2 separate regions of the Mus musculus genome follow, and region 2 is linked to region 1. Evidence: chromatin loops called from intact Hi-C (ENCODE). Cell type or tissue: left cerebral cortex. All regions are shown on one strand. Links, peaks and the distances in the headings refer to the core of each region. The heading gives the core; the rest is flanking DNA.

What was found. Peaks named below come from ENCODE experiments on the same cell type or tissue, not always from the same donor. Only the 100,000 strongest peaks of a DNase experiment are listed, where the experiment ranks them.
Region 2: it touches region 1 in a loop (8-fold over the local background); 4 of 42 quality-filtered maps call a loop at or near these places.

Annotation. Positions count from the first base shown.
Region 1 is chr11:105,410,558-105,426,471 of GRCm38, reverse strand. All of the region lies in intron 4 of Marchf10 (membrane associated ring-CH-type finger 10), which reads left to right. Among named protein-coding and RNA genes, the nearest start is that of Gm39417, 31 kb to the left of the region's middle. In left cerebral cortex, for the core only: no CTCF peak of the experiment used is centred there; DNase peaks (open chromatin) are centred at 5,604, 6,319 and 10,626; H3K27ac peaks cover 1,420 bases.
Region 2 is chr11:105,487,608-105,503,521 of GRCm38, reverse strand. No RefSeq gene overlaps it. Among named protein-coding and RNA genes, the nearest start is that of Gm35828, 13 kb to the left of the region's middle. In left cerebral cortex, for the core only: no CTCF peak of the experiment used is centred there; DNase peaks (open chromatin) are centred at 6,860, 7,139, 7,777, 8,548 and 2 more places; H3K27ac peaks cover 3,826 bases.

The sequences.
Region 1 (15,914 bases), core at 2,800-10,799:
CAGTGTCTTTAAAAAAAAATGTTGAGGTTGGCTCAGTGCCAACTGGGCAAATGTTCAGATCAGAGCTGGGACCCCAAGCACCCAAGTAAAAGCTGGGCATGATGGCACAGGTCTTTGGAGGAGGGTGGCTCTCCACCGCTCCCTACCCAGTCAGTCTAGCTAACTGGTGCTCTGCAGACTGAGAGACCCTGGCTCCATATATCTGGGGATAGGCCCTTGGCATGGTGGTGCATGCCTTTCATCCCAGCACTTAGGAAGGAGAGGCAGGGGGATGATCTCGGTGAGTTCGAGGCCAGCCTAATCTACAGAGCAAGTTCCAGGACAGCCAGGACTACCCAGTGAGACACTATATTAAAATAAATAAGATGGAAAACAATTGAAGATAATACCTAATGTGGTCCTCTGGTCACATACACACACACACAATCTTTAAATAGGAATAGCAAAGATCTAAAACTATGTTGAGCATTCTAGCAGTAGTCATAGTGCTAACCTGTAATCTCAGCACATAGGAGAGAGAAGCGAGAGAATCAGGAGCAAACTCTCGCTCAAAGTCATCCTTCCCATAGTGAGTTCAAGCCTTGCCCAGGCTACCTGAAGCACTGGCTCAAAATAAATAAACAAGATAAAAAAGTGGGCCGGCCAGAAAGATAGTTCAGCGGATAAAGGCACTGCCTGTGCAGGCCAGGCAGCTGGAATTTCTAGCCCTGCCACCTCCACACAGAAATGTGAAAGGAGAAAAGACTCCAGAGTCACCTGACTTTCACATCTTGGGGACAGCATGCCCACCCTTGTACTCACAATAATACAAATTTTACTTTTCATTTTATATGTGTGTGTGTGAGCACCTCCATGTGTGTATGCAAACTACATGCGTACCTGATGCCAGAGGAATCCAGAAGACAGCATCAGATGCCCTGGAACTATTGTAGTAGATGGTGTGGGCCACCTCTTTAACTAAAAAATTCACATAATTAAAAACATTTTTTTCCAAATTTACTTCCACTTGCTCAGCAGCCACCCAGCGAATGACAGTCAGATGGGAACAGAACTGTTCCAGGTGACGTTCAAGTCCAAAACAAGACAAGACTCCACGGACCAGAAAAGTATTGTTTCCCAGAAGCTGGGCCTGCTTCTGGTCCGCCATCACAGCTGATAGTCCAGGGGAGGCTGGGACTTTCTGGCTCTGTGTGTGCACATGCGCGTGCGGAGTGTGTGTGTGTGTGTGTGTGTGTGTGTGTGTGTGTGTGTGTGTGTGTGTGTGTGTCAGGCACTTTGCTCGGTTCCTTCCTTCACCTGTGTGTGTAATCGTCCTAACCTTCCTGTGGAACGTTCACTTCTCCTCTTTCAAAGGGCTCTCAGGCGGTTGTTCTCTCATTAATCTGTCAATGTCAGCCTGCTGTCACCCTCAGCGCATTCGTGAAGGCAGCCACAGCTTAGAATATGACATCTGTGTTCCATGAGTCACACTTTTAATTTTCTCTGAGTTCTGCTTGTCCATTGTGGGGCTCCTTGAGGGCCAGGCCTTTCTTCCTCCTGGCCCCAGGCCTGTGTGCTGACAATGAGGCAGGCCACACACACACACACACACACACACACACACACACACACACAGGTGTACACACTTGGGCCCCACCCTGGGAAGCTGAGTCATCTCTGACACCTGGTGTGGTGTTCATCTCAGCTGCCCTCTTAACTCTAGCCCAGATCCCGCACCCTGGCTGTGCACCTGGGCAACCAGTGGCTCTGCACACAACCTTTGCAGTAGACATCCCCGTCCCTGCCTGCCAGCCAGCAAGTGTGCCACCGGGAGGGAACGTGCATCCCACAGTCTAACAAGCCTGGATCTGAGGGAATTATCCTGTGAGCCTGTTTACCATCTTGGTAAGCTGTGGACTTGTTCATGGAATTGCCCGAAAGCAGCTGAATGCGTCATCTCCCCTCAAGCTGGTTCCTCTTCCTGTGTGTGTACGTGTGGTTTGGGTTTGGTTTTTGTTTTTGTTTTTGTTTTTGTTTTTTCGAGACAGGGTTTCTCTGTATAGCCATGGCTGTCCTGGAACTCACTTTGTAGACCAGGCTGGCCTCGAACTCAGAAATCTGCCTGCCTCTGCCTCCCAAGTGCTGGGATTAAAGGTGTGCGTCCCACACCTCTCTCTTCCTGTGTTTTTATTTCTACTCCAGCCGGAATTCTGGAAGTTGCCTTAGACCCCGCCCACCCCTCTCCTAGCCCTTCCTCCTCACAGGATACCAAAAGCCTACTTGTCTTATCGCCTCTCTAGTATCTGCCCACACATTTTCCCTTGCTGGGCCATAGATTCTGTCTGTCTGTCTGTCTGTCTGGATTGTTGTAGTAATGGATTCTCTAGCCATCTTGCTTCTTTACCCTTGCCAGTCAGTCTAAAAGGCTACCACAAGAGAGATGCTTCTAGAAGCAAATTGAATGACAGCCATTGTTTAAAGCCCCTCACTACTTTCCCCACTGTCCCTGGGATCATGTTCAAACACCTAGATGCTTATTGGCCTGACCCATACAGACGTCTCTGCATGGACTGTCTAGGGCACCAGTTCTGGGGAGAATTCCCCGGTCTCCTGGAGGTCCAGGAACAGTTCTTCCTCTTGTGTGTTCTCAGAGCACCCTCTGGGCTCAGGCTCACCTTGGGATAAGGCCTCTTTCCCTCAGACAGAGAAACAGGAGACAGTTTATGGTTCCATTTCCGGTGTCCATCGTGCAGTAGGAGCCGAGGGTTCATTTAACGGCTAATATGTTAGGAATAACCAAACCCTAATGTCAGAGCCATGCTGCTTACAGCAGCCAGAATGTGGACCCTCAGTTACTTGGACAGGAGAGTGCCCAGTGGACTGGCTTGAAATTAGTGACCAAAGCAAGGCTGTGCCAGGATTCAGTCCTTTTTCTGGTGTACCTACCGCCTGCAAAGGCTCATTCACAACACTTCCTAACTCCCCTTTGCCACAGGCAGGCCAGCACACAGACACAAAACCAGCAGGGGATGGAGCTTGGAGGGCGGAGAAACCCCAGAACAGCCTCCAAAGGGCTCCTCAGGAGTCATGGAGTTGGCTGGTCCTTTCAGGAAACTGACCAGGCAGAATTGGATGGGCCTTCTGTGCTTAGGTGAGAGACTCTCCCCTTCTGCATGCAAACCTGGGGGCTGGGGGTCCTCTGCGGCAGCCGCATGGAAGTGAAGAAGGAGTAACTGTACGGTTGGAAGAGCTGGCAGGGTGCCGTTCATCCTTCATTTGTGCATTTTGTCGCAGTCCCACCAGGTGATTTAAAAATAGGGCCTGACATTAAAATGGGGCAGCTGTCAGTTTGGGTTGGGATGCTTCCGCAGAGCTGTCCTGCATCTCTCAGAAGATAAGCAAGTCAGCCTTGCTCTTCTATGAGGCTGATCCTGCTGTGCAGCCAGCTTGACACACACACCAATAGTGATCCCAGTGAGAGAAATTGTTGGTACCATGAACTGGCGGCCTCTGACCCAAACAGTTCCCTGAGTTAATTGGACTTTGCAGCTCAGAAACTGCAGAGAACATTATGATAAAACGTCTTTCCTTCCCCCTGTTTTTAATACTATGTATCTCACTGTACTTCATTTTATTAAAATTATCTGCTTTTTAAAAATGGTTCCAATTAATTCCTGAAACAACAAAAACTTGTTAGAAACCAATTAAAATTCAGATATCGGAATCTTAAATTTTTTCAGTCGCAAGAGATGAGTATTCAGATGGGTGGCCACATTAAGTAGATTTTATAACACACAGCATTTCATCCTAAAATAGCCTTTTATTTTGTTTTCATAATGTTTCATTCATTAAAAAAATTAAAATATAATTGTTTGTCAATTAAGAATAAAACAAATTTAAATTTTAAAATAATAAACTAAAATGCAGAAATTATAAATCATATCTGGAAAGCACAATGTGTTAGGTGCTAGGAGTGCAGAGTAATGAATAAACCATGTCCCTCCCTCAAGTCCTACAGTGTGATTAAACGAAGACACCACAAAAAGCTCTAGCCCAACACAGTACCTGTCCAACCTAACATAAAGTCTAGGGGAGCTGGCTATGGTGGTGTCTTAGTCAAGGTCTCTATACCTGCACAAACACCATGACCAAGAAGCAAGTTGGGGAGGAAAGGGTTTATTCGGCTTACACTTCCATGCTGCTGTTCATCACCAAAGGAAGTCAGGCCTGGAACTTAAGCAGGTCAGAAAGCAGGAGCTGATGCAGAAGCCATGGAGGGATGTTCCTTACTAGCTTGCTTCCCCTGGCTTGCTCAGCCTGCTCTCTTATAGAACCCAAGACTGCCAGTCCAGAGATGGTTCCACCCACAAGGGGCCTTTCCCCCTTGATCATTAATTGAGAAAATGCCTTACAGCTGGATCTCATGGAGACATTTCCTCAACTGAAGTGCCTTTCTCTGTGGTAACTCCAGCTGTGTCAAGTTGACACAAAACTAGCCAGTACAGGTGGCATACACCTGTAAACCTGGTACCCAGTGGGTCAACCTAAGTTACATAGTGGGACCATAAATGATTGGCTAGATGGGTGGATGGATGGATGGATGGAAAGATGGATGGATGGATGGATGGATGGATGGATGGATGGATGGATGGATGGATGGAAAGATGGATGGATGGATGGATGGATGGATGGATGGATGGATGGATGGAACAAAAGCAAGGGAAAGCTTCACAGAAAATGATAATTTTAGATTTGAACTCAGATCCTGCCGTGGGAGTTGGAAGCAGAAGTGGTGAGCAACCTGGCTGTCAGGTTACAGGAAATGTACATGAGTCTTTTCTCAAGAGGTTCTTTCTCCATCTCGGTGTTAGGAAGATGGCCTCTTACCCGACACTGCCCCTGCAAGGGGTGCTGTTTGTATGACTTTAACTCCTGCCCTCAGGACCAGGAAAGAGAAGGACTCTACGCTGCTGCTCCCAGAGCACAGTTCCTGCATTTCGTTGGCTTGTGCAGCTGGATTCCATCTTCTTCTCCTCTTGCCATTCCTGCTGGTCTCCTGATTACTCTCCCTTATTCAGTGAGGCTCTGACAGGCAATTGGTTCTCTGCTGTCCCCTTCCTGATCTCCAGACACATTATCTAATGACTTCAGCATCCATTTAGATAACCAAGCCACACCCTGGCCTCACAGTTCTCAAGGCGTCTCAAGTGTCCTCTTCCTTTACACACACACACACACACACACACACACACACACACAGAGGCACATCCTGCATGTTATTGTCACCCCAAAGGATCTCATTCATTACCGCTAAAGAAAATGTCAGCGACTTTGCATGGGCTCAGGGCCAGCAATCTCCAGGTAGTTCTCAAGGCTGCTCAGCTCCTTTACCTAGAACCTTTCTCCCAGGCTTCCAATCCATCTCCTCTTCCTCCTCACTCCTTATTTTCACCCACTTCCAACTCTCCCTCTGTGCTTAGGATCCCCCCACTCGTGTCCAGCCCTTCCCTGCTGCTTGCGTCAGCCAACCCTGCAGAGGGCTTTCCCATCAGCATGTAGTCATGATCTAAAAAGAGACAGAACAGCCTTCCTTCCCCCGCTCCCCTCCACTAACTTCTCCTTCACACCCCAAGTTCCCCAAAGAATTATTTACACTGCCTGACTCCATTTCCCCACCTCCTCCTCTCTCCTCAGCCCACTCCAATCTGGTTTCCACACACATGTCGTTCTCCAGAAATGCTCTTTGTCAAGTGACTTCCACATCTCCCCACAGAGCAGCTTTGTGTGGTGCTGGCCACACTCACACACACACACACACACACACACACACACACACACACACACACACCAGTACCACCCCCTGGGGGACGGCGGCCTTAGAGCCACTCTTGCCCTGACTTCCTCCCCATCTCGGCAGGCACTTTATCTTTCTCTCCTCTTCTCATCTTCCTCCACACTGTTCCTGAATCCTGGGGTCCTCAGGGTGTGGCTCTAATCTTACTCTCTACCTGGGGTTGGGGGCAGGGTCGTTCTTAGCCTCTGAGCCACAAATCTCCTGAGCCTCACGGTGAACTCTTTAGACTCATTTCCTTAGAATTGTTTTCAGGCAAAAAATAAGACACGGGCTTTCAAAGGAAACCACTTTTATGGAAATAGTCATCAAAATATTTTTAGAAAATTGTGATTCTGTAATGTATGTGCTTCCTTATTAACACGTTAGTTAACAAGCGATGGGCGAAGAGGGTATTTTGAGACATCCGCAAAAAATGTACTGAGATGTGAAAATATCTGTGACTTTCACGGGTGACAGAAATCTCAGGTCCTGCTCATACTACAGTGGCTGGGCGCCTGCAGCTTAGCTTGCAGGTGGAGCTGGGTAGAGTGTGATTGTAAAGATGTCACTTGTCACCATCCAAGCTCATGCCTCACCAAGCTGCCTTCTCTCTGTGTGCTTTCTTAAAGTTATCTTTAACATTGTAACTGCCAGCGTTGAGGGGTTAACTACCAGAGACTCCCAAATCTACACTTCCAGCTCAAACCCCACTTTCGATTTCCAGATTTAAAACTCTACTGCCTCTCACTCCCTCTACCTGGGTATCTGAAAAAGACACCTCAAGCTGATCACAGCCTCCCCCTCTCCCCCGCTAAAGTCCCCAGCTTAAGCCCCCAGCTTGGCCCTTTATTCTTCCTTCAGTGTGTATATCATTAAAATCTGACAGTCTACTCCCCCCCCCACCCCCACCCCCGCATCTCCCTCCCCCCATGTTGAGTTCAGGGTCAGTCCTACACATCTTACTTCCCTGGTATAATTTTGTTGTTATTGGTAGTGGTTTGGTTTCTGTGGCCCAAGCTATCCTCGAACTCCTCATTCTCCTGCCTCAGCCTCCTGAGTGCTGCGATTACAGGCCTGAGCTGCTACACTGGGCCGATGTAACTTTGATCCATCTGCATAGCTGGTGTCACCACAGAGCTCCTTCAGTGGCCTCCCAACCAGCCCTCCTCTCTTACCTGCCTCCAAAACCCATTTTCCATATCGTAATATGGTAGAGTGTTGTTGACAAGCGAATCCCATCTGTATGCCTGCCTGCTGAAGCCACTTCTGTGGCTTTTAAAATAGGAGCCAAACTTTGTTTGAAACTAACATGTCCTGTGGAACCCGAGGGTGTCTGTCGCCCCGGCCCTGGTCCACACTGGCCTCACCTCAGCCTTTGAGGTTTCTCTGTCTTGCCACACAGTCCACCAGCCCCTCAGCCAAACTCTGACTGCTTCTCCCCTGACTACAGGAGAACCTTTCTCCCTTCTTCTCTCGTCTGCCACATGTCCCCTCTCCCATTTGTGACCCCTGAAATTTTATAATTTAATTAATAATGACTTTTAACATACGTGCACATGGAGGCCAGAGGACAACCTCGGGTGTCACCCCATCTTTTGAATCTGGTTTCTCTTTGGCCTGGAGCTCACCAGTTAGCCTAGCCTGGCTGGCCCGAACACCAAGGGACTCTCCTGTCTCCCCTCCCCCCTAGTTGGGATTACAAACACACCACATCCAGCAACTTTGCTTAGGTTCTGGGGACAGAACTCAGGTTCCTTAAATTTGCAAGGTAAACCCTCTTAAACCCCACCCCTAGGCCATTGGTTCTCAACCTTCCTAGGGCTGTGACCCTTTACTGCAGTTCCTCAAGTTCCATAAAGTTATTTCATTGCTACTTCATAACTGTAATCTTGCTACTGGTACGAATTGTAATGTAAATATGATATGCAACCCCTTTGGGGTTGTGACCCACAGGTTGAGAATGCTGCTCTCGGCCCTTTGATTGTGGTTTGATCACAACAATCTATTGCTACTCCTTAAGAAGGCTCACAACCATCTGTGAATCCAATTTCGTGGGACCCGACACCCTCTTCCAGCCTCCAGCACTAGGTTTGCCAAATAAGCCCTTTCTCCCTTAAGTTGCTTTTGGCAGGGTGTTTTACCCCAGCAACTGGAAAAGGGAGTAGACACCTAGTACGTCGGTTCTCAACCTGTGGTTGAGACCCCTTTGGGAATCAAACGGCCCTTTCACAGGAGTCAACTAGAGCATCGGGAAACACAGATACTTACAGTATGATTCATAACAATAGCAAGATTACAGTTATGAAGTAGCAATGAAAATAACTTTATCGTTGGGAGTTCCCACGATATGAACTGAAGGAATTATATTGGAGGGGCACAGCTTTAGGAAGGCTGGTCCGCTGCCACCCACGCCCCTGGACCATCCTGAGTGTCTCTGTGCTCTTACTTACTAGCTCCGATTGTCAGAGAGCTGTACACCTAAACACTTGAACGTATCGCTAGAGCTGACTGCTTGAGTTTTTAGTTTACGTCGGGATTTTGTTGTTTTCTTTTAATTTTTATAGAGATTAAAAGCTATTTACATTGAATTATACAATTTAGAGTAAGATTTGATGAGTGAGTTCTGACAAATTCATAGATCTGTGTCACCCAGCCCGGATTGAGTTTAAGACACCCAAAGACATTCCCCTGGTCTCCTTTGTCAGTCAGTCCTGCCTCGGAGACCACCGCTTCTGGCCAGCCCCGCCCCAGGGACCACCCCTCTACAGCATCAGAGAGCACTTTGCTTGATCCACCGTTTGAATCTATTTTTGGAGTTTTGTTTTTGAAGTTTTTAAAATAGGGTCTTATTATGTAACCTCAATCCTCCTGCCTCTACTTTCCTAGTATTGGGATTACAAATATGTGCTACCCCAACCAATAAATAAATGTCTTCTCTGAATTCCATCTTTTTGATAGTCTTAGATCCTATTTAGAAATAGGTGGATGATCAGTGGTGGTGGCACATGTCTCATGTCTTTAATCCCAGCAGTTGGGAGGCTAAAGGCAGATGGATCTCTGAGTTTGAGGCTAGCCTGATCCACAGAGTGAGTTCCAGGATAGTTGGGGCTACAGGGAGAAACCCTGTCTCAAAAAACCAAAACCAAAAAAAAAAAAAAAAAGAAAAAGAAAGAAACAGGGAGACAATGGCCCCACCCCGTGTGCACACAAAATAAATAAAATGTAAAATCAAAACTAAAACAGAAATGGGTCAAGTATATATTTGAAATAAATTAGAGAAATGGACCTGTGTGATAATAGTAAATTACATAAAAGTTGCAGATTAAAATTAAAAACTTATCCCCAAATGAAAATGGTTTGCTCGTGTTGTTTTGATTTTAAGATGGTGTTTATAAAAGGCGCACGGGGGGGGGGGGGGGGGGCGTTCTCATGGGCGTCGTTCTCATGGACGTCCACTGCGCTGCTTCTTGAGGATGATTTAGGAACAAAAAGAATTTTAAATCTTTGTGCTGCTTTTAATCTGGTGAGATAAATTCCCACTTTCAGGAGCTTAAGGGTTTAACTAAGGAGCCACGTAAATGCTCTGCGCAGTGCGGCTTCTCTTAGGGAAAGCTTGGAAGCCTTCGGCACGGCCAATGAAAGAATTATGGCATTCATCCATGGAGCAATAGATCCTAAAGACAAAGAACCGCGGAGAATCCATAAGTTGTATCTTGGAGATTTATTCTGAGTCAGATTTGTATCATAATCTGGGAAATATTTCACGTTTATTGCAGAATGAGACAAATGAATCAACATAGTAATATAATTAAAGAGTGACGATTTTAAATAGGCAGATAGAAATATAAAAGAAAGTCTATAGTGTTGATTTTTAATTAGAACTATTGCAGTGAGTTCATGATTTTTTAAAGATATACATTTCTAATTTATTCCAAAGAAAGGAATTATAAACAATGTCACTGAGCAGCCATGTATTACATCTGGTCGTTCCCCCCCCCCCCCACACACACACACACCACCCCTTTCCTTTTCTCTCTTATTCCTTGTTCTTTTGAAGCAGTCTTGCTACATTGCCAAGACTGGTTTTGAACTTTTGATCCTCGTTTTCTAATAGCTTTCTCAAGCCAGGTGTCATGGGGGAGGCCTGTGATTACAGCACTTGGGAGGTTTGTGGCCAGCCAGAACTACATGAAACCCCGTCTCAAAACAAAAACAAAAACAAAAAAACAAAAAAACCCAAAAATGTACAAAGCATTCTCAGACAAAAAGGATTAGCGTTTCTTGAGAAATATCAAAGGCAGGCAAGGTCTGTTAGGTCTCAAACCTGGAACCAATGGCTGGGATATCTATTAGCATACCAAAGTGTACTCCCAGCATCCCATAGTCCCTACCTGTTACAGGATCCTCCAGTACCTTAGCACACTCCTACCCCTTACCTTGAACTATCCAGCCCAGGCACTGTGCTGGGCTTTCCCTTCCCCCAGCGTCTCTGGCCCCTATATAACTCAGTCTCTTGGCCCAGGCTGCCCCTCTTGGTGGGCAGCTCCTTTCTTGCTCCCACCCGCATCCCTCACATGGCCCAGCTCAGTCTGGCCATGTTCTCTCTGAACTCTCCCAGATGTCTCTGTCTCTGCCCCTTTCTGCATTCTCCCTCATATCTGCACTAAGCCTTCTCCACCATACCTAGAAGCGTTCATGCCTTCCTCTTCTTATTCAAGACCGAAGATGGACCATTTTCAATGTAATGTTTTATGTTTGCGGCTGGGAGCATGCCAAAGCACACGTGTGGCGGTCAGAGGACAGCTTTGGGAAGCTGGTTCTCTGCTCGCACCATGTGGGTGTCAGAATGAATTCAGCTCATCAGGCTTGCCACCTTTACCCACTGAGTCATATGCTGGCCTCACTTCCCGTTTTAGATACAAAAATTTAAGCATCAAAATTTTGATAGGACTGAATGAAACATAAAGACCGCGTTGTAAGTAAGCACCTAGCCATGGGGGGGGGGGGGGCAGTGTGCGCACATGTGCACATGTTGGGGGGGGGCATGCACATGTGTGCTCAGATGCATGTGGAGGCAGAGGTTAGCGGATGTCTTCCTCAATTGTTTCTCTTACTTATCTTTTGCATCTTTCACTGAACCTGGAGTTCAAAGATTGGCTAAACTGATGGCAGAACTTCCCAAGGTTTCTCCATATCTCCAGGTCCCTAGCACTCCCTGTGCTTGGCTTTTTATGGGGTGCTGTGGCTCTGAACTCAGGTTCTCATGCTTGTTCAACACACACTTTACAAAGCCATCTCCTCAGCCCCAAGGGAGCACTGTGTCTGTGTCTGTCTGTCTGTCTGTCTGTCTGTCTGCTTGTCTGCCTGTCTGCCTGCCTGCCTTTGTCTGTGTGTATGTGTCTGCCTTTGTCTCTGTGTGTCTGTCTGTCTGCCTTTGTCTGTGTATGTGCCTGTCCATCTGTCTGTGTGTGTTTGTGGACACACTTGACTTTGGGGGACATGTGTGTTTGGAGGGCAGAATTCAGTGTCAGAGATCAACCTCCTTCCACTGTTCTTAGAGTCAAGGTTTCTCCCAGTCCCTGGATTCACTGACCGCCCAAGCTGGCTCTCCAGCAAACTCTAGGGGCCAATTGTCTCTGTCCCCAGTCCCTGCTCTTGGGTTGCACAACACACAGTTTTATCTGTGGGTGCTGGGGATTTGAATTCAACTCCTCACATTTGCATAGCAGTCTCCTTCCAACTGATCCCCAGGCCCCAGGAAACACCTTTTTAAGAAGAAAAGTAACTAGTAATTGGGGAAGAAGTATAGAATTATAAAACCATTTTTGCTATCTTAATATAAGTATATATCTTGGCAAGGCATATCAAAAGAGGCTAAAATCACTGGGGAGATGACGTTTAGAAACAGACTAGGCTATTCCAAAGTGTCAAAGAATCACTCCCCAGTCAACCGCAAACTACAAAGCAGAAATAGGCTTCTCACTTGGAGAGTTCTGATAGTCTGGCTTTCTCAAGACATCATAGAGGTGGCTGTATTTGGGCAACCCAACAATGTGACTGCTGCTCTGGTGTTACAAAAAAAAAGGACATCACATCGCCTATGAATATCCCAAAGGATGGAATTGAATTTGGTTATCGGGAAACACCCAGAAGATACTATGTGAGGCAGCTTGGCTGTACCGCTTCAAAATGGTCAAAACTAAAAAAGAAAAAAAGGGCAGAGACTTACTCTACACTAAGGGACTAAAGGGACATAACTTGCCATGAAAGTTCAACCATCATTCCAAGAAGACAATCTGAAAAGACATTGTGGCACACATAGGTTTGAATATGCTCTTTATATTCGATAATATTATGGAACTATTTTTTTGTGTGTCAGAAGTAGTTTGTGGCTTAGTGGGGAAATAATGTGTTAATAGGAAGTGTGCCATGAAGGGTTCTGATAAGCTGGGTGTGGTGGCTTATGCCTTTAATCTCAGTACTCAGAAGGCAGAGGGAATCTCTGTGAGTTCCATAGTGGGTTCTAGGACAAGCAGAGCTACATAGCAAGACCAAACAAACAGACATAGATGCAAAGGTCTATATACTGCTGTAGTGTTCTGCTGAGTGAAACTGTATAATACAGTTCTCTTTTTTTTAATTGCATATTTTATTTATTTACATTGCAAATGTTATCCCCTTTCCCAATTCCCAACCCCTCCCCCAAATCCTATCCTATCCCCCCTCCTCCTATATGATACAATTCTATTTTGTTGTGCTGTTTTGTTTTTTTCTGGTTGGTTTTTTGGTTTGTTCATTTTCTTTTTTGTTTGTTTGTTTGTTTGTTTTCTTCTTTTTTCTTTGAGGGGGTAGGGTGGGAGTCCAGATAGGATTTCTATTTATAGTCCTGGGTGTCCTGGAACTCACTCTATAAACCAGGCTGGCCTGGAACTCAGAGATCAGCCTGCCTCTGCCTCCTAAGTGCTGGATTTAAAGGTGTGTGCCATCATTGGCCAGCTCTTTCTTTATTCTACTCCCTATTGCTACATTGTGAGTACATATTTCTTTGAGAAAAAAAAGCAAGAATTGTGCTTTATAAGAATAAGCTATGAAAACAACAGATTTCTCTGGCACACTTGTAGAATGCCTTGATTTCTCTCAAAGACAGGAACACACGGAATAAGATCAACATTGCAGGCTGGTGAGATGGTTCAGCAGTTAAGAGCACTAACTGTTCTTGCAAAGGTCCTGAATTCAATTCCCAGCATCCACATGGTGGCTCACAACCATCCGTAATGAGATCTGATGCCCTCTTTTGGAGTGTCTGAAGACAGCTATAGTGTACTTATATAGAATAAATAAATAAATATTTTTTTAAAAAATCAACATTGCTCTCCACTCAGAAATGGCTCCATGGACCCGATTCTTTCTCACTGACTCCCAAACCTCTGCTTGGATATCAGAACTACTCAAAATCCTCCTCCTCTACCCTCTGCTCAGGGTCCTAGAGACCGACCATGGCAGTTTCCTTCCCCCATCCACACCTGGCTGCAGCCCAGATGGAACTTTGAGCCCCAGATCAAAATTACTCCTCTCCCCTCCCCTCCCCCTCCCTCTCCTTCCCCCCTCCCCCTTCCAGAGACCAGCAGGTGCCACTAATGCTTTTCAGTCTCCTTCCACTGTTCTGTGCACTGGCAGGTTGAGTAGGAAGTTTTTTGAGGGGGACTTCCATTTGATGGCTGAGTCTCCTTTCTCAGAAGGATCTCTTAGCTGAAACAAAAGATGGGAAACACATCATAGCAGAACTACACCTGAGAAACACCCAACCCCAGGCCAATCTCTAGGGCCACTGCAGTGCCATACAGAGCCTGTCCCTACCACAACCAGTGACTGCTCAGCTCAGTAGGTGATAAACTGAATGTAATCCTCAGAATTCACAGTAGAAGAAGAGGGACTAAAGAGTTGCCCTTTGACCTACACCACACACACACACACACACACACACACACACACACACACACCTGGCTGCATGTGGTGATATGGGCCTTTAATCCCGGAATTTGGAAGGCAGAGTCAAAAAGATCTCTGTGAATTCAAAGCCACATAGGGTCACATAGTTCAGTCACCAGCACATGGCAAAATCTGGCTGGGTGCACATCTGTCAGCCCTCAGCCCCACGGCTCCAGGGAGGGATGGAGGGGTGGACTAGTGAGAACCAATTTCCTAGATCTTGGAAAATAGCACCAAGGCTCTTCCATCCCTGGCTGCTTGAGTCTACAAATCTTGTGACCATGCTACTTGTTGTCGCCTCATTTCATGTCCAGTAATGCCAGGTCTTCCACTCCCTGGTGCACACTGGGGGAAGTGCTTCCCCAGTCCTCTCCTGCCCTGGTGCTTCCATCTTCCAGGAGCTCTGGTTTGAAACCTTCATATGTTGCCAAGAAGTTAGAGCTAAAAGTGTGTAGCTCAGGGGCAGAGCTGCCTGGCCCCAGCATAGCGTGGGAAAAGGAGGGCGAGAAGGGAGGAAGGAGGGAAAGATAAACAAATAAATAAAAAGCTGTTCTGTAACTAAGTTGTTCCCCACTGCCTGGCATTGACCTTCCCTAATTAGCCTTTCTCTGGACTTCAGAAGATGCTGGTGTAATCTTCTACTTTATTATGTGCCAGAAGAGCTAGTTGGTGATTTCCTGGAAAAACCTTAAATCTGCAATTAATAACACCCTAGAAATAGTTTGTCAATGATTTATATGAGTTAACACGGCTTTATTAAGACATCAAGTTTTCAATGTTAAAGTACCCTGGCATAGGCAGGGTTTTTGATAGAGTGGTTGGTTGGTTGGTTGGTTGGTGTTTCAATGGTTTGGTTTTTGACTTTGAAAGACAGAGCCGGTTTCCTACCCGAGAAGAAAACAGCAGTGGGGTGTGCCTCCACCTTCATGTGACATTTCAACTTAGGAACATATGGAGAAGAAATGGAACTGTAAATCTCAAAATTGTAACAGGAAAAGACAGTTCTCAAATCCATGTTACATAAAAATAGTATTAGTGTTGCTTTGATAATCTCCAGATATTGTTAAAATATTTGACATTAGAACTTTTCTATCTGGAAAAAAAACTTAGAACATATTTTCTTAAGACTAGATGAATCTCAGCTGGCTGGCATGCCTATGTGCATTTTGTAGTCTGTAGAAGACACCAGTGTGTGTATGGGAACTGACTCTCTTCTGTTCACAAGTCCTAGGTTGGGTGACATCCATTCAGTAGGATTGCTTTCACTGGGACCTTCAGCTTTGGTTTCAAGGTGGTAGCAAACATCCAGTAGTTAGCTAATTCTGAAAGTGGTGGGAAGTGAATGACGGGGCATGGAACTTGACCTAGTCCACTGTGGTACCCGAATGCAGAGTTATTATAACTTATTGTAAGTTATTAGTCAGTATTAAGTTATGGATGCAAGCCTTATCTCACTTGATCATCAGGAAACCCCCAGATGTAGGAACTGTTGTTCACAGACGAGGAAACACAAGGAATAGAAAAATAATAACCAATGAACTATAATAAACTTACCCCACGCCACATGGTCACTAGCTGTAAGAGCCAGATTCACTGCCTGGAAACCCCAGAGCTTTAAGTGTCACACATCAGTGCCAGACCCTACAGAACGGTTCCTACAGACTCTCACACTCTCTCTGGAAGGAGAAGCCTTCCCTACATGATGGCAGAGCCAACTGAGGATGGCTAAGGGTGTGACGGGACCTTAGCAAAGACGAAAAATAAAATTAAATATACATTTAAAAGATGAAGTGACAGATTTGAGGTTGCTCAATGAGGCAAGAGGGGAAAGGTTCACCACCACCCCCAGGAGCGCCACAGGCCTTGTTATTATATCTTCTATTTCCAAACAACAAAAACACCCCCTTCTAGGGGCAGTTTCAGGACTTTTAAGAATGATGCCCACCTAGCAGTAAGGCAATGGGACCAGAAACCAGAAACCAGACAAGGATATACTCAGTACCCAGGGCAATTGGCCAAACTTTGTCTCACCTCTCCAGGACTCTAAAGAATGGAAGTCTAATGAGTGGGTGGAGGAAGGATGGGCAGGCTTAACAGCCATCCAGTAAAGAGC
Region 2 (15,914 bases), core at 2,677-10,676, 77 kb before region 1:
AAGATAATTATGTGCAGTCCCAAATTCAACACAATAAAGGTTATTTGCTCTTGAGCCCTAGCAACCATCTCATAGAGGAGAGAAAAATACCATACAAAAACAAAATGTAAGCCCACAAAGCAGTAATAAAACCAGTATACAACTATTCATTTCAAGTCTATTTTGAAAAGCCTTTGATAATACCAGTAATTCCCCATAAAGCCATTCTCTTGCCACCGTTCCTTCTGAAGACAGAAAAGGGTTTTGCTGCTCTATAGCCATTCCTTTTAGGGAGATAAAGTCCACTTTATTTTTCATTATTTTAAATGTTTTCCATTCTTTGTTGAAGAAGAAGATGAAGATGAAGAAGAAGAAGAAGAAGAAGAAGAAGAAGAAGAAGAAGAAGAAGAAGGAGGAGGAGGAGGAGGAGGAGGAGGAGGAGGAAGAGGAGGAGGAGGAGGAAGAGGAGGAGGAGGAGGAGGAGGAGGAGGAGGAAGGACAAAAGAAAGAAAGAAAGAAAGAAAGAAAGAAAGAAAGAAAGAAAGAAAGAAAGAAAGATGGAAGAAAGAAACCAATGATCACCTATATCTAGCTAAGGCTACAACATAGGTAGGGTCTTAGTGGCAATAGCAATGAGAATTCTCCCTCTTTTGCACAACAGACGTCATTTAACAGTCTTAATAAGGTGCTTAAATGCAGTCCAAGGGCCTTGTCTAAAAGATCCTGAAATGTCCCACTCTAAAGCAGAAAGTGGGAAGTCCATCCATCCTTTCCAGACATCCTGATGCTTCCTAGCATGTGCCCTGTGTTCTGACCAGCCATTTCATATCCCGACTCAACACTCACCTCTGTACCACTGGGCAGGCCTACTACATCAGAAATAAGGATGCAGGAGCCTGGGATGCCTTTGGATGCAAGAACAGATATCTACTTAGATAAATCACATAAGCGTGAGGTGGTTCATGAGAACCCCGTGAACTCTAAGGAGAAGTTGTTTGTGGTCTTGTTTCAGAAGAGAGGGAAAAGCAGGCACAGCTGTTGCTTTGGGGAAGTGATGGGGTAGAGAACAGACAGAGGCAAATGCACCACATGGCAGCTTACAACTGTCTGTAATCCAGCTCCACGTGACTGGACATACCCACACAGACATACGTGCAGGCAAAATACCAATGCACATAAAATAAAAAATTTTTAAATCATTTTTAAAAAGAGTGATAAAGGAGGGGTCAGGGAGATAGCTCAGCAGGTAAAATGCCTGCTGTGCAAGCACAAAGACCTAGGTTTAATCCCACCCCCCAGGTCTTATGAAAAAAGCTGGGCCCAGTGGTACACACATGTAACCCCAGCATTGGGAAGGCAGATTCCTGGTACTTGCTGGCTAACCAGCCTTAAGTTACTGCTAAACCTATGCCTGCAAAACACCCTGTCTCAAAAAACAAGGTGACCGGCTCCTGAGGAATGGCATCCAAGGTTATTTCCACAGGCACACACACACACATGCATGCACACACATGCACTCACACACATGCACTCACATACATGCATGCACACACATGCATTCACACACATGCATGCACACACTTGTATTCACACATGCATTCACATGTGTGCACACAAAGACAGAGGACAAGGTAGAGAAACTAAAGAATACTGAGATGTCCTCAGGCTTTGGCTAGTCATCAGCAGCTCCCTGGCACTGAGGGTGAACCATCCCCACTTTCCACCATGATGTATAACCAGCCTATGTAATATTGAGAGCCTTTAAATACAAACTCCGCCGCCTAATTTCTCTGAATTGGTCATTCTGGTTTGCGTGGTTTCGTGGGCTCTTTTTAGAGAGATAAAATTATATTCACTGAACAGATATACATGCCCTAAATATCGAGCTGGAGAAAGTCTGCGTCCCTTTTACACGGAACTTTCAAATCTTTGACAACATGGCTTATAACAAATGACAGTAATAATTTCTGCTTGTAGTTTGAACACTTAGATGTGGACTTCAGTTCCAGTCATCCGGGTTTGTTTCCACACATCTTTGAGAGAGAGAAAAAAAGAGCCTGAACCTCATAAATCCATTTTAGATTTCCACTTAAGTTACTATCAGAAACGCTGACTGCATACCTATGATGTCGAAGGCACTGGACTAAGCACTGGCGTGAATCAAATTGAATAGGGACGCAGGCCTCTCTCTTTACGGGATTTGTAAGAGGGATTGGGGGAATTGAACAGCATTTAGACAAGGGTACCACTCCTTGAGACATAGTGACATACAACTGTATGGAGGCAGGCTGTTGGTGGCATCAGATAGCATCTCTTCGACTGCCTCCGTCTCCTTCTCCCTGAACCTACCCATCCCTTCCGTCCTATCCGTTCCATAAACTGCACGGTCTGATCAGATTCTTTCCATAGCATGTGACCACTTTGGAATCTCTTCAGTCTCTTTAATTCACGTAATAGATATTATGACTGCTGCCTGGGTGGTGCCGTTGTACCTTCCTAAGTCAATTGGCCCAGTGGAAACTGCTCAGAGGGACTATGAGCACTGACAGTTGCCTGAGCTACTGTGAACCTGGATCTCTTGTCCCACTCAAACACTTGCCCACTGTACTCTCATTTGTGGCACCATTAGGAACTTCACACTGCAGTGTGGTGTGTGTGTGTGTGTGTGTGTGTGTGTTTGGGGAGAGAGTGTGTGTGGTGTGTGTTTGAGGTGTATGTATGTGTGTGTTTGGGGGGAGAGAGTGTGTGTGGTGTGTTTGGGTTTGTGTGTGTATGTGTGTATACACATATCACAAGGAAAAAGATAAGTGGTGGACTAGCCAGCCCTCCTTCCCTTTCTTGCCTTCCTGTCTGAAGTTTCCTTTCAAGTGTCCAGGTGGGAGACAGTCACATGCCATGCAGGTGTTGACAGAGCTGTCTGGCATTTTTTCCACCAGTCCTCTCCTCTCCTGGGAGATTGGCTCAGTGCTAAGGACAATTGTGTCACAGTGCCTATGAAGATGCTCCAGAGTTGGCCATACAATCATGCTAGACTCCTGTCACTGGTTTGGTAGCTCCTGCCTCCATTTTCCTCTGCCCTGATTCCAGTAGCAACACAGAATAGATCTTCAGGATTGTCAATTCCTGCCTCTTACCTCTGGGTCCTCACCAGAATTTTCTGGACTACCACCCAGGCGCTGTGGGTGGGGATGGCCATAACTACTCCTGGATTCAAATGACAGACTCTTACCCACAGCATCTGATGTTCATGTTCCTCCCTCTGAGACAGGTCTCTCTGTGGAGTCCACCCTGTTTTTAAATTCTTGACCTTCCTGTCTACCTATCGTGCCCTAACTAACGCATCTGGCTCTTATCAGAGGCCAAGGGACAGGTTTTATCCCAATTCCTATCTCCAAACTGGAAAACAAAACTCAGGTACTCCTATTTCCTATTCCTAAGGAATAGTCAAGGACCCACTTCTGTAATGACTGGAGACATCACAATGTGGTCTCAGTTGGACACAGGTCATTTGAGGAGAGCCAACCAACTTTGGCAGCTTGTCTGGAACTGCGAGGGTTTCTTGAGACTTGGGACCTGCAGCATTAAATCCAAGAAACTCTCAGGTAAAACAAAGCAAGCTGATCATACTGTCTTAGACCTAAATGCTGACCTCTTAGACCAGCTCATGAGACCCCGAGCACAAGGTACAGAAAGAAGTGGATTTGAAACAATAACAGCCCGCAGTTCTTCTTTGCCTTGTTCAGAACTTATGCTATATGAGCTGGGTGTAGAGGCACACGCCTACAATCTCAGCACTCCAGAGGCTAAGGCAGCAGCTCACTGAGCTCTGGGCTAGAGAGAGAGAGAGAGAGAGAGAGAGAGAGAGAGAGAGAGAGAGAGAGAGTCTATCTCAAAAAGCCCCCTAAACATGCTCTGTTTGTATATAGTATAGCTCAATAGTTTGCTTCAATTCTGACCTCCTTTGTGAATGAGGAGGGTGGGGTGGGGGTGAGGATGGGCAGGGGTGGTCCACCTGCCCTGGAAGCCACTGTAGGACTGGTGGTCAATACCCTTGAGCTTCAGTATTTTGAAAGACCTATGTGATTGAAGGCAACGTATTTAATTTCTGTTTCTTCACCTATAAAATTGATCAGGCTAACCTCTGGGGATTAAGAGTTTCTTCTGACTTTATCCACCTCTCTCCTCTCCCTGCCTGTTCTAAACACAGACACAGACTCACTCTCTCATGCACATGCACATACCCCATTTCACTTTAGCTTCAGATTTTAACTCTTAGTGCCACGCCAACCCACACCTAATGTGAAAGAGAGACCAGTAACGTCGCGCTTCATTTCATTTAAAATATTGATGTTTTGTTCATCAAGGATTTTATATTGATTTAGGTTTTTAAGCGATGCATAAAAATATTGATCTTCCTAGTTGAATTTTTGGTGCCTCCTTAAACTGTGGGCCTCTCACATCACCTTATCCCAATTCCAGTCCTCTCAGCCTTGCTCTTTCTACGCTGACGTGAGAACAGATGGAGACAGGAGGAAGTCCCCAGAGAGGCAGGAAAAAGACAAAAGAAATAACCCCCGACTCTGCAGACTTGCCTAGCGTTGACCCAAATGGTAATTTGATTAATAACAAGCTACCTAAAATTTCTAGTTATTTCTGTATGTTGGTTTAGTTTATTTCAGACTGGATGAACTTGTGAGGATGGGGCCCCTCATGTCTTGGGGGTTTTAAACCTGTCAAGTGCCCAGCACTAACTTACATGTTGACCTCTTCCAATAAAATGGCAGGAGACAGTGAATTCTACATCTGAACACCAATTCTTGACCTTCTGAAAGACAATTATCACTTGAAAGAATTTTTTTTTATAACATCAGACAATAAAAATACAAGCATCTGGGAAAGCCGTAGAGTGAAAACAGTTGTTTGATGAATGCTTGTGGATAACAGAAAAAGAATATGTATTTGATCCTTTGCCCTACAACCTGGTGGTGGGGGTGAGGGACTGGAAGTGAGGGGGAGGGAGTGGCCATTGGGGGAGGTATGACTGAAACAAACAAACCTCAGGGGACCCAGAAGTTCCAGAACCTCCTCATCCTGAGGAGGGTCACAGCTGGCCTTGTGGGTACAACCCACCAAAGGAGGTTGTTTGCCCCAGGATCCAGGAGAAAATGCTGTCAGACCTGGGCTTTGAATGTGAGCAAAGGACACAATATGCAAACACCAGTGAAGAATTCTGCTACAGAGGACAGTTCCAGCGAGCCGAATTGCTTTCAATTAGACGCCTTAATAAAGACTAATAGCTAGACAATGGATTCATGCTGCAGTCTTCTCTGGCAAGCCTTTATCAAGTTAATAAGCAAGAACTGGTGTTCGGATGCTCTATCGAAGGGAAACCAGGGCTCTTCTCATTTGACCTCTAACTGGCTGTCGCCCTTGAACCTCAGTTAACCCTCTCCACATCTCCTTTCTTCATCTTTAAAAGAGGTTCTTGGCTTAGATGGCCACCAGGATCCCTTCTACCTCTGACATGATCTAAAAGCCTGGCGTTCTATAGCAAGGCCTGGGGATAATGTTTCAAAGATGTCCCTCTCTGCCATGCCCTGTTAATCTACACACACACACATAGGGAGTGTCAAATTGTTAATTAGTGGGTTTCAACACATGCAGACTACAAAGCTTTTCTGTAGATTTGGGAAGGATGAAGGTTTACTCTTCGGCTTGCAGAGGATTCTAACTGAAGCAAGTCACACCCCCACACAGAGGATATGAAAGCAGGAAGGATCCTGAAAATCTGGGACTTGGCTGCAAGCAAAGCAAACTCATCGTGTTGGTATTTTTAAAAAGCTTTCCACTCCGTGTGCAACACCTTTGTGCCTCCTTCATGTGTTTCTCCCTCTTTTTTAGCTCTACAATGAGCTATTTTAAGATGCCGTTTGCCTGCGGTACAGCCATGCAGTTCAGAGAGGCAATTTAATTGTCATCTTGCGTTTTCTTAGTCTTTCAAGACCTTTTGTTATGGTGAAATAATTTTAGGCATTCCAAGCACAAATCCATTAAATTCTTGCCTTACTTTACTAATGAACTACTGTGGGTGGGAAAATTAATTTTATTCCACCCGTGATACATATCTGATAAATTTCTAGAGTTGAGAAATGAAGCTTGCAAATACCAAGAGTCGAATATGACTCTTTTAAAAAAAAGAAACAAAACAAAACAAAAACAACAACTTTGTTTCATTTATGCCAAAATGGAGCAGAAGAGACATCTATAAAAATAGTTCACAAAATGAAAATGGCTCAACAGGTCCCATCTCAGGTTGATACTGTGGAGGTCTTTATAAGTTGCATCTGCTTGGTGACTCAAGGAACCCTGTGTTAGTGAACCTGAGACTCCTCTGTGGGGCTGGAGAGCAGGTATTAGCACATTTGTTAAAAGCATGGCGCCATCAGAGGTTCAGTTCAGAGGGAAAGCACTTGCTTAACATGTACAGGACCCTGGCTACTAAAGATCTGTAGTCTCTAGCTCGACCAGCGCTGCTCAGTCCACCACTGGGCTGCAGCCATGAAGTTCTCTAAGAGGGGAGAAAAGTGAGGAGACAAGAAGCCGAGCACAGGCTGTACTGCAGCTGGAGAACCTGTGACATTTGAGGGACAGCTCTGGCTGCGTAGTACTTGGAACAGGAAATCATCTCCCTCACCCAGGAGAAGGCAGGGAGGCTGTGTTATAAAAAGGGGAAGAACACAGGATGAGTAAAAGGTTTCTCTTTACAGAGATGGACAGATGCCACAAGGCAAGAAAGGTCAGAGTCCTGTCCCCAAAGATAAAAAAGCGTCCCGATCACCAAGGACCCTGATGAGTGTGGAATTCGGATGGGTTGCTCTGTGCTGCCTCATTGCAATCAGCTGCTTTCAAAGCCGGCTCCTATTTACTTCAGTTCATGTCAGTGCCTTAGATAGAGAAGCAGCCTGCTGATTTTGCTTTGGTCAAATTTAATTCCAATTTCTGCCTCTAAATGTGTTCAAACTGCCTTAAAAAGTTCTCGGAGCCAGGCGCTTTAACCCTCCTCTCTTTTCCCTTCATCTCATTTTTCTTTTAAAACTCCTTTTTCATTTCTCTTATTTCTTTCAAAACCCCAAGCAGTAGTGAGATCAGAGGATACAATCAATCCCTGTGAGTAGAAAGAATCTAGTCCAGAAGAAGTCAGATACAAATCTCCGAATTCATGTTCTGTGGCTCCGGAATAATTGCTGAGAATCGTTCAGTGGGGGTCATGTTAGGGCTGAGCTCAGGGCTTCATGTAATTGTGAAGTTCAGTGAGATGCTCTAAAGGACTTAATGAGTAACAGGGGGAGGGCAGCACACATGTAGTTTTCAGTCTATAAAGTTATCACTGTATTTCTCTACCTCTGACACACATACGCTGACACACTCACAAGTGCATGTGCGTGCAACATGATCGCCTTTATTTTTTTTTTCCGATTAAATGGCAGTGAGCCATGAAAAACTACAGCGGATTATAAGCAAAGTCTGTGTTTAAAAAAAGAAAAAGGTTTCTCTCCCCAAGTGACAGAAAGTTGGATAAATGCTATTTTTAGATGAAATATATCTAATGTCCAGATGTGATTCCCCCACATGAAGAGAAAAACAAACCTAGCCGAAGCCCTACACTTGGAGACATTGTGTAAAAGCTTTGGGTGATAATGGTTTGTCGTGAAAAGAGCGAGACACGTGATGCCGGCCGTCAGTCTGGGCCCTGGTTCCCTTGGGAACGGCATCGGCACACGTGGCTCCAACATGGAGATGATCTTGAGGTTTACACTCCGGGGTAATTGCTGCTAACTCTCTAGGCTTGTAGCTTTTTTTGGCACCACATTTCCGCGGGCGAAAAGAAAGAACAAGATGTCAGGATGTCTGCACTAAGTCAATCAGCTTTCTAGTGGGTGTCATCCTGAGAGGCCACCTGCTCAGCCAGGTAACCCTGCTCCTGCTCCTGCTCCGACATCGGCGAAGTCCCCCTACTTGTTCACTCAACCAATGGGCACATCTGATTCTCCTGCTCTCCTGCAGCTTGAGCATCCAGTGATGAGCAGAGCAGATGAAGTCCACTGGAATTGCAAGTCCAGTTTATAAATTACAGGAGAAAATCAATCTTCTTACTTAAGTGGCACAAATAATGGTGTCGTGTTTGATCACAGCCTTCGTCACTGTCCCCCGCCCTGACTGATGTCTAGTCATCAGGAAAGAGTCAATCCCTGAAATGCAGTTACAGAAGATAATCAAAGTAATGTAATACAGGCTTCAAGAGAGGAGGCACAAGCCAAATGACTGAGCAGTGACATCATTGCTGAAATAAAGGCATGGCCTCTTCAAGTGACTGCAGTGTGTGCTTCTAGGAGGACATCACTCCCAGCAATAGCAGCCAGGAGGCATGGAGGAAGCACAGGAGAGAGGGAGTGTCAGGAAACTAGATGGGGCAAGTCTAACCAAAGTCCAGGCAGGTGCTAAAAGCCTGGGTTGAGGAGGGAGTGGCGCTTTCAGGGAAGAGACACATCGGGACAGAAGCTTTTCAAGAGGAGCCCAGATGGCTGGAGAATCTTGGCCAAGCTGCATAGGCGAATACATCCAAGAGCTACATCAGGAAGAGTAGAAACTTGTCATGTAACACCCAACCCCAGGGAAATAGAGATGATGTACAGGTTATGTGGAAGAGCCTAGCTGCTAGCTGCTGGACAAGTGGTTTGTGTCTCTTAAGAGTTAGGAAAAGAGAGAGCTGAATGGCCTGTTCTCATGGTACCAGGGCAGTAACTAGCCTTTCATCATCTAGTAGAAGTGGTCACAGCTGCTCTGAAACTTCCCAAATATAGCTGACATGTTACAGATCTGGCTCTTCCTTGGTCCCAAGAAGGCAAAGAAACTCAAGAATAACCATGAAAAGAATAACCATTGCTATCCATTTCTAAGGAGTGAGATGGAATGGGATCCAGGACTTCACTTTGCACTATTTTAGACTTTATTTAGTTTTCTTTTATGTTTATTAGCATTTGCCTGAACATATGTCTGTGCACCACATGTGTGCAGTGTCTGTAGAGGTCGGAAGAGGGCATTCCCAGTCAGTCAAGAGCCACCATAAGGATGCTGGGAATCTAACCCAGTGACCCCAGAAAACAGCCAGTGCTCCTCACCCCTGAACCATCTCCCCATCCCTACTTGGCATTATTTCATGGTCATTTCTCAAATATCCAGGAACCAGTTAGGGAAGAGCCCTCCTCCCTCACACTGCTGCAGTTGTGGAGTCCCCGTTGAGTGTTACACATGGATTTGCATGGAGTCCAACAAACTGTCCCCCTTCTAACTCCTTCATAGACACCCAGGCTGGGGCGATGCTTAGCTGCAGTCCAACTCTGCCTCATGGGCTGGGTATAAGGCTCATGGGACTGATGTAAAATAAACACTGTTTGCTTGGGTTCATCCACACTAGTCTATACAATTGAACAAGCCAGGAAGCCAATCTTCCCTCCCTTTCCCTCTCTAACAGTCCCCAAGAAGACACTCTTTACGTGTAGTTGATGGAACACATGTTCACCAGACTTCTCCACCTGAATGCCAACATACCGCGTCCATTTGGGGGCAGGGAGGATTGTTTGTTTGTTTTTAATTAATTTCTTTTGGTGGGAGTGGAGGGGTATCTAGACAGCGTTTCTCTGTGCAGCTCTGGCTGTCCTAGAACTCGCTATCTCACTCCGTAGACCAGGCTGGTCTCAACTCACAGAAATCCCCCTGCTTCTGCCTCTTGAGTGCTGGGATTAAAGGTGTGCCCCACCACACCCAGCTGATATTTTTGTTTCTAACTTTCAAATTCTTATTTTATTTTGAGACAAGCTCTCACTAAATAATCCAGGTTTGACTCAGCCTCATTATATTGTCCAGGCTGACCTTTGGGCATGTGGCCTCTTTATTTTTTAACCTGTTTCCATGTAAAACTTAATCAAAGTAAAGGGCTAGGCCAAGAAAAGTTTTGCTCCTGTCTGTCTGTCTGTCTGTCTGTCTATCTATCTAGAATTTGCTGTTCCAGACCAACAGCTGCAGTCATTTTACCCATATGTGACTTCAACAGGACCAGGCACTGAGGTAAGGAGAAACCTTGCATGCCGGTTCAGCAAGAGGCACAGAAAGAAAATTGGAAAATAGAGAAAATACTGAAGAAGGGTGAGAAATCAAAGAAAGAAGATCAGCGGGGACTGTGTGATTTGGGAGTCTTTTGTCCCAGAGCCTGTGTTCCTACACGGTCACCTTGTACTTTCTAATAGATCTTACGGAGTCTGTGGACAGAAAGTCTCAGGTGCAAATCTCCGTAGTAAAACACCACCCATCGGTTCACAGCTGCTACCTCAGCATAACTTGTTAGTGCTATAGGATATGTCGTGAAGGCAAACATTTAGGTTCTTAAAATGTCTTTCAGAGCTTCTCTGGTCTTTTGCCTCTTCCTTCTTGTAAGAATGCTGCTGTGAGCTATAATAACCACATCTGGAGTTGCTTTTCTTTTCTTCCCCCCCCCCCCCAATATAATATGTTGATTGATTATTTGGGAATTTCACACAATGCACCCTGATCACACTCCCTAGTTGTCCCAGGTTCCCCCACCCTTGTGACTCCCAAGAAAGAGAGGGAGAGGGAGAGGGAGAGGGAGAGGGAGAGGGAGGGGGAGGGGGAGGGGAGAGGGGGAGGGGGAGAAAGAGAGAGAGAGAGAGAGAGAGAGAGAACGAGAAAGAGAAAGAGAAAGAGAAAGAGAAAGAGAAAGAGAAAGAGAAAGAGAAAGAGAAAGAGAAAGAGAAAGAGAAAGAGAAAGAGTTCATTATGTGTTGCCCATAGTCTCACTGGAGCATGGTCAAACTCCCAGTGGCCAGCCCTTTAAAGCCCTTCCCCACCCACCCCTACCGGGAACCATCAGTGTGGAGAGCTACACTTCAGCAGCCTTATCACAAAGTTAAGAGTTCTCTTCAATGGCTTGCTGACTAGGCTGTTACTTTCGTTTAGGGAGGAGGCAAAGGTTGTTTCTGGCCATGTAGCTCGCACTAGCTTTGAACTTGAGATTCTCTTGGCTCTACCTCTAGCATGCAGGAGCTTCAGACATCTGCCACCACATTTAGCTCACATCCAAAGTTCTGAACATGAGCTTTCAAATATTTTCACTCCAAGCAAATGATCTCCTTAACGTGATTAATCGCTTCCATTGGCTAATCTCCAGTCCATATCCTCAGCTCTATAATCAGAACAAATAATGTAATTGTCAGTTAGACATGGAGGCTACCGTTTGCCAAGTAGTTGCAATCAAAGTCTTATTAATGGTTACTCACGGAGGCACCGGCACTTGGGCTTTGCTGGAGACCTCCAAAATCATCTGGTTATTTTTATGTTCATATCCTTTAGCAAAGGCTTCCTCGTGTCACTCTTAAGCCTCTGACACCTCCTAAGTCTCCGATTGTTGACACTGAAACTGTTAATCAACTCTCTATTTAGAACCTTAAAATCAAATAATCCACCATGTCTTATAATCCTGTCATGCTTGATCATTGCCCAAAATAACCGTTGCCTTTTGGGCCATCCATCCTCTCTAACACCAACAAAGTTCAGTTCAATTACTGCGCAGACATTCCTTCTGACTTCTCATATCATGGGTCCAGCAGTTTACTACATCATTTCTCCTCTGTTCCTACAACACCGTCAACTAACACACTGATGCTGGACCCTTCTTGCCCGAAGCTCTACTTTTTCCCTGTCTACCTGCACCCACATCATACACACAAATGCTCAAAACAAAGGTCTCCAGCTTTTTCCTTCTTTCTTCCTGTCTGTCATAACCAAAAGATCTTTGGCACTTAATGATTTTTTTTTTTTTGGCCTCTTTGTTATGGGTTTAATTAAGGGTTTCTTCATCTTCCTTCTGGATTACAGCAAGACTCTTCTATCCTGGCCATCTTAATTTCACCTTTAACCCCCTGCCTTGTTCCTCAGTTTCCTGTCAATGACCTTTCACAGTTACAAACCTGACCTTTTAATTAGTCCTGCCGAAAATCTGTCAGTAGACACCTTTTGCCTTCAAAATCAGACCAAAGTTAGCCTGGAATTCAAGACTCTTCTGTCACTTGGTGTTTCTCTCCCCCAAACCCCAGGCCAACACTTAGAGATGAGGGGGAGGGAGGGGAATGGGAGAGTTTTGGGGAGGAAAAGCAGCAAGCCACTGGAGATGGCCTCCCTCTTGGCTTCCCCAACTCATTCCCCCAGATGCTGAGTGTTACGTAGCACTTCTTCAGACCTCCACACGTCTGGGTTATAATCTCTAATTCTCCCAAGAATCCTGTGAAACGTGCAGAAGCTTCTACATTGAGCATATGTAGACTCAGACCCAGGCTTGCTCGACCCCAGGGCCTGCATTCTTTCCCTCAGAACTCCACTCACTCGAACCCTTTCCCAGGGGCCCTCCCTGATCCCTCACCCTGATCTTCTCAGAGCATCCAGCCTGGACTCTCCTCTTTCAGCCAGCCTCTCAGGCTCAGGCACAACCCACAGTGCAAGTGTGAGAATGTGTATCACAGGCTGTGAGTTCCTGCCAGGCAAATCCTGGGCCTTTTAATGATCCAAGTAGTGGTTGTTCACATCCCTTAAAGTTCAAATAATACAGAGCTTCCAGCTCTAGTCCAACTTAGAGGTAGGTAACCATGCTAACCAGCTCTTATAGAAACATCTACACATGCTTATGAGTCCGGAATTCTGTATACATATCGCTTTTACCTCCACCAATGGGCTCAAATTATGAATACTTGTCAGTGATGATATCTTTTCCAGATTGCATCTTAGATTTGTTGGTTGGTTGGTTTGAGCAAATGTTAAGTCTATTGAAATTTTGGCAGAAATAGATCTCTATGTATCATTTTCACAATCCATATAAATGAATAAAGCTTATTGTTTTAAGACAACTAAGTAGCCAGGCAGTGGTGGCACATGCCTTTAGTCCCAGCATTCCAGGGTGGGGGATGGGGTGTCAGGATGGAGGCAGAATCTCTGAGTTTCAGGCCAGCCTGATCTACAGAGCAAGTTCCAGGACAGCCAGGGCTACACAGAGAAACCCTGTCTGGAAAAGAGGGAGCTAGGGTGCAGGGTTGGAGAGATGGCTCAAAGGTTAACAGAACTGGTTGCTCTTTCAGAGATCTTGAGTTCAATTCCCAGCACCCACATAGCAGCTCATAACTGTCTATAACTCCAGAACCAGGGGATCTGACACCCGCACACAGATGTACCTACAGTCAAACACCAATGCACATAAAATATATAAAACCCAACCTGTTATGTGTAAAAGAAACACTCAAAATATTGTACAATCAGAAAGATTAAAAAGTCATATGATTCACCAAGTGAAATAAGAATACGTGTAGTTGTCATCCCCTTCTGTCTCTGTGTGTATGTAGAGAGACAGAGAGAGATGTGTACATGTAAATAAACAGGAGGCAAGAGAAAGTTGGGCCTTACGGGAGCTCTAACTGATGGATAGAGAAGGAACACACTGAAAGCCAGAAATGGCCACACGCCCCCAGAGTATTAAATGATTCAGGCAAGAATCGTTAAGTTCTGTTAAACCAAACAGCAAGGCCTTGAGGAATGATGGGATGCTCGCAGTAACGTCAAACTAGACAAAAAGGAGATAACGAATTTAGTACAAGGGGAGGCAGAACGGCTCTGCAGTGAGGCCACCACCAGGGCCGAGGGATCTAAATCAATAGAGTAATTAATAGAACCCAGCATCCTCTGTGACGCATGGAGAAGGCCGTGGCCCTGCTCCCCGAGCATCTCCATCAGGAAGCATAAGCTGAATTTAATCATGAGGAATCATCAGACAAGCCCAGGTCATGGGGCATTCTGCAGAGTAGCCAGACTCCTCAAAATGTGGAGGTCGTGAAACACAAAGAAAGCGCCAAGGAAGTATCCCATATTAAGAGTGACAGAGGGTATCTGACAGCAGAGTGCAGCCTGTAATTGGGGACTCTCTTTGACTATTAAGGATATTCTGAGGACAAATCCCAGTGACCTTTCGAAATTACAAGTCTGGTCTTGTACCCACTTCTACTTAACAACCCTTCCACAGACACATTTTTGCCTTAACTATAACCAAATCCTCAGCACGGGAGCCAGTGTGCCTCTAAGTATTCCCATCCGTCAGTGCCATAACACCCATGCCTAACGGACCAGACTTTCAACCTTTTGCTGTTTGTCGATGTTATTGTTGTTGTGGCTTTCTTCTTGATGTTTATCTGTTTTGAGACTTGGTCTTATTGTGTTGCCCAGGCTAGTCTTAAGCCCCTGAGCTCAAACAATACCTTCCTTAGCCTCCTAATTATCTAGAATTACAGGGAGGGGCCATCTCACAAGGCTGGAGATATTAGTATCATTGTTATTGTTATTGTTAATATAGCTATGATTTCATGCCAAACTAGATGCGAGAATCAGACACCACTCTTGACAGCCACTGTGTGGGAACAACGTAGGGGTAGAATCCAGTGCCTGCCGAGGGAGCCCCTGCTGTAGATGAGTTGAAATCTGGATAGGGGAGGGATGGGGAGGTGGGGAGGGGGAGGGGTGACAACACAGAATTTCCACACTACTCAGACAAGCAAGGGTGCTATGACACCTTTACAAGGCTTTGCCCTCTTTCCCAGCGCCCTGAGCTCCTGAAAACCACTAATCAGTTTCTGTTTTCATTTCACGAATATTATACAGATCTGAGAATAGCAGTGTGTACTGAAAAGTCTCAGCTCGCAATTCAGGAGGCCAGGAAGGGCCAACCATTGTGAGCCCAGTTTGAGCCAAAGCTGGACAATACTGTTTCTTCCCTCCCTCCTTCTCTTCCTTCCCTTTTAATTTTTTTTTAAATTATAGTTTCTTTACTTATTTATTTAGTGTACATGTATGAGGGTCGGGATAGACATGTAAAGGTCACAGGACAACTTACAGGAGCCATCTCTCTCCTTTCTCCATGTGGGTCCCAAAGACCAAACTCAGGCTCGATAGCCAGTTCCTTTACCTACTGACCCATCTCTCTGGCCCAAGACCCTGTTAAAAACGACAACAAAACAAACAAGGGGGTGGAGCCATATTCTATAGTATTTGGAATGGCTTTTTCACTACACTCACATCTCTGAGGAATCACTCAGGAGCTGTTGATTTATTAATAACTTCTTTTGAAAAATCAAAGTTAAGAGTTGAGAATGTAGTTCAGTTACAGAGCACGTAACAAAGCAAAAGGCCCCGGGCTCCAGGGTCTCCAGTACCACATAAAACCAGGCCTGGTAGCACATGTTTGTAATCCCAGCATTCAACAGGTAGAAGCAGGAGGATTAGAACATTGCCATCCTTGGCTGCAAAGTGAGTTCTAATCCACCAGGCCTACATGAGGCCCTGTCTCAAAAAAAAAAAAAAAAAAAAGTGACTTAATTCTTTTCACTGTTCAGGCATGAATGGGCTATATTGCAGTTTGTTTAACCATCCATGAGAGCCCCGTGGGTTCTTTCTAGTGTTGCCTACTGTGAATAAGACTGTGATTAGCATTTATGTACAAGACTTTGTGTGAACACAGTCTTCACTTTGGAGGAATAAATGGCCAAGAATGTAATTGTTGGGTTGTGTGGTAGTTGCATGTTCTATGTTTAAAGGAATAAATAGATTGTTTTCCAGAGTGCCTGCATTCCGTGCCTCCGCCGGCAGCTAAGAGCATGCAGTCTTGTTCCTCTCATCCTGCTGATAACTGGATTATCACCATTTGTGGCCTTAGCTCTTAGGATAGTAATGTATCAGCAACTCTTTGTAGTCTCAGTTTCTACCCCCAAATGGCTGTAACCTTGAGCATCTTCTCTTCCTGTGTTACCTGCTATATTCATTGGCTTTTTGTG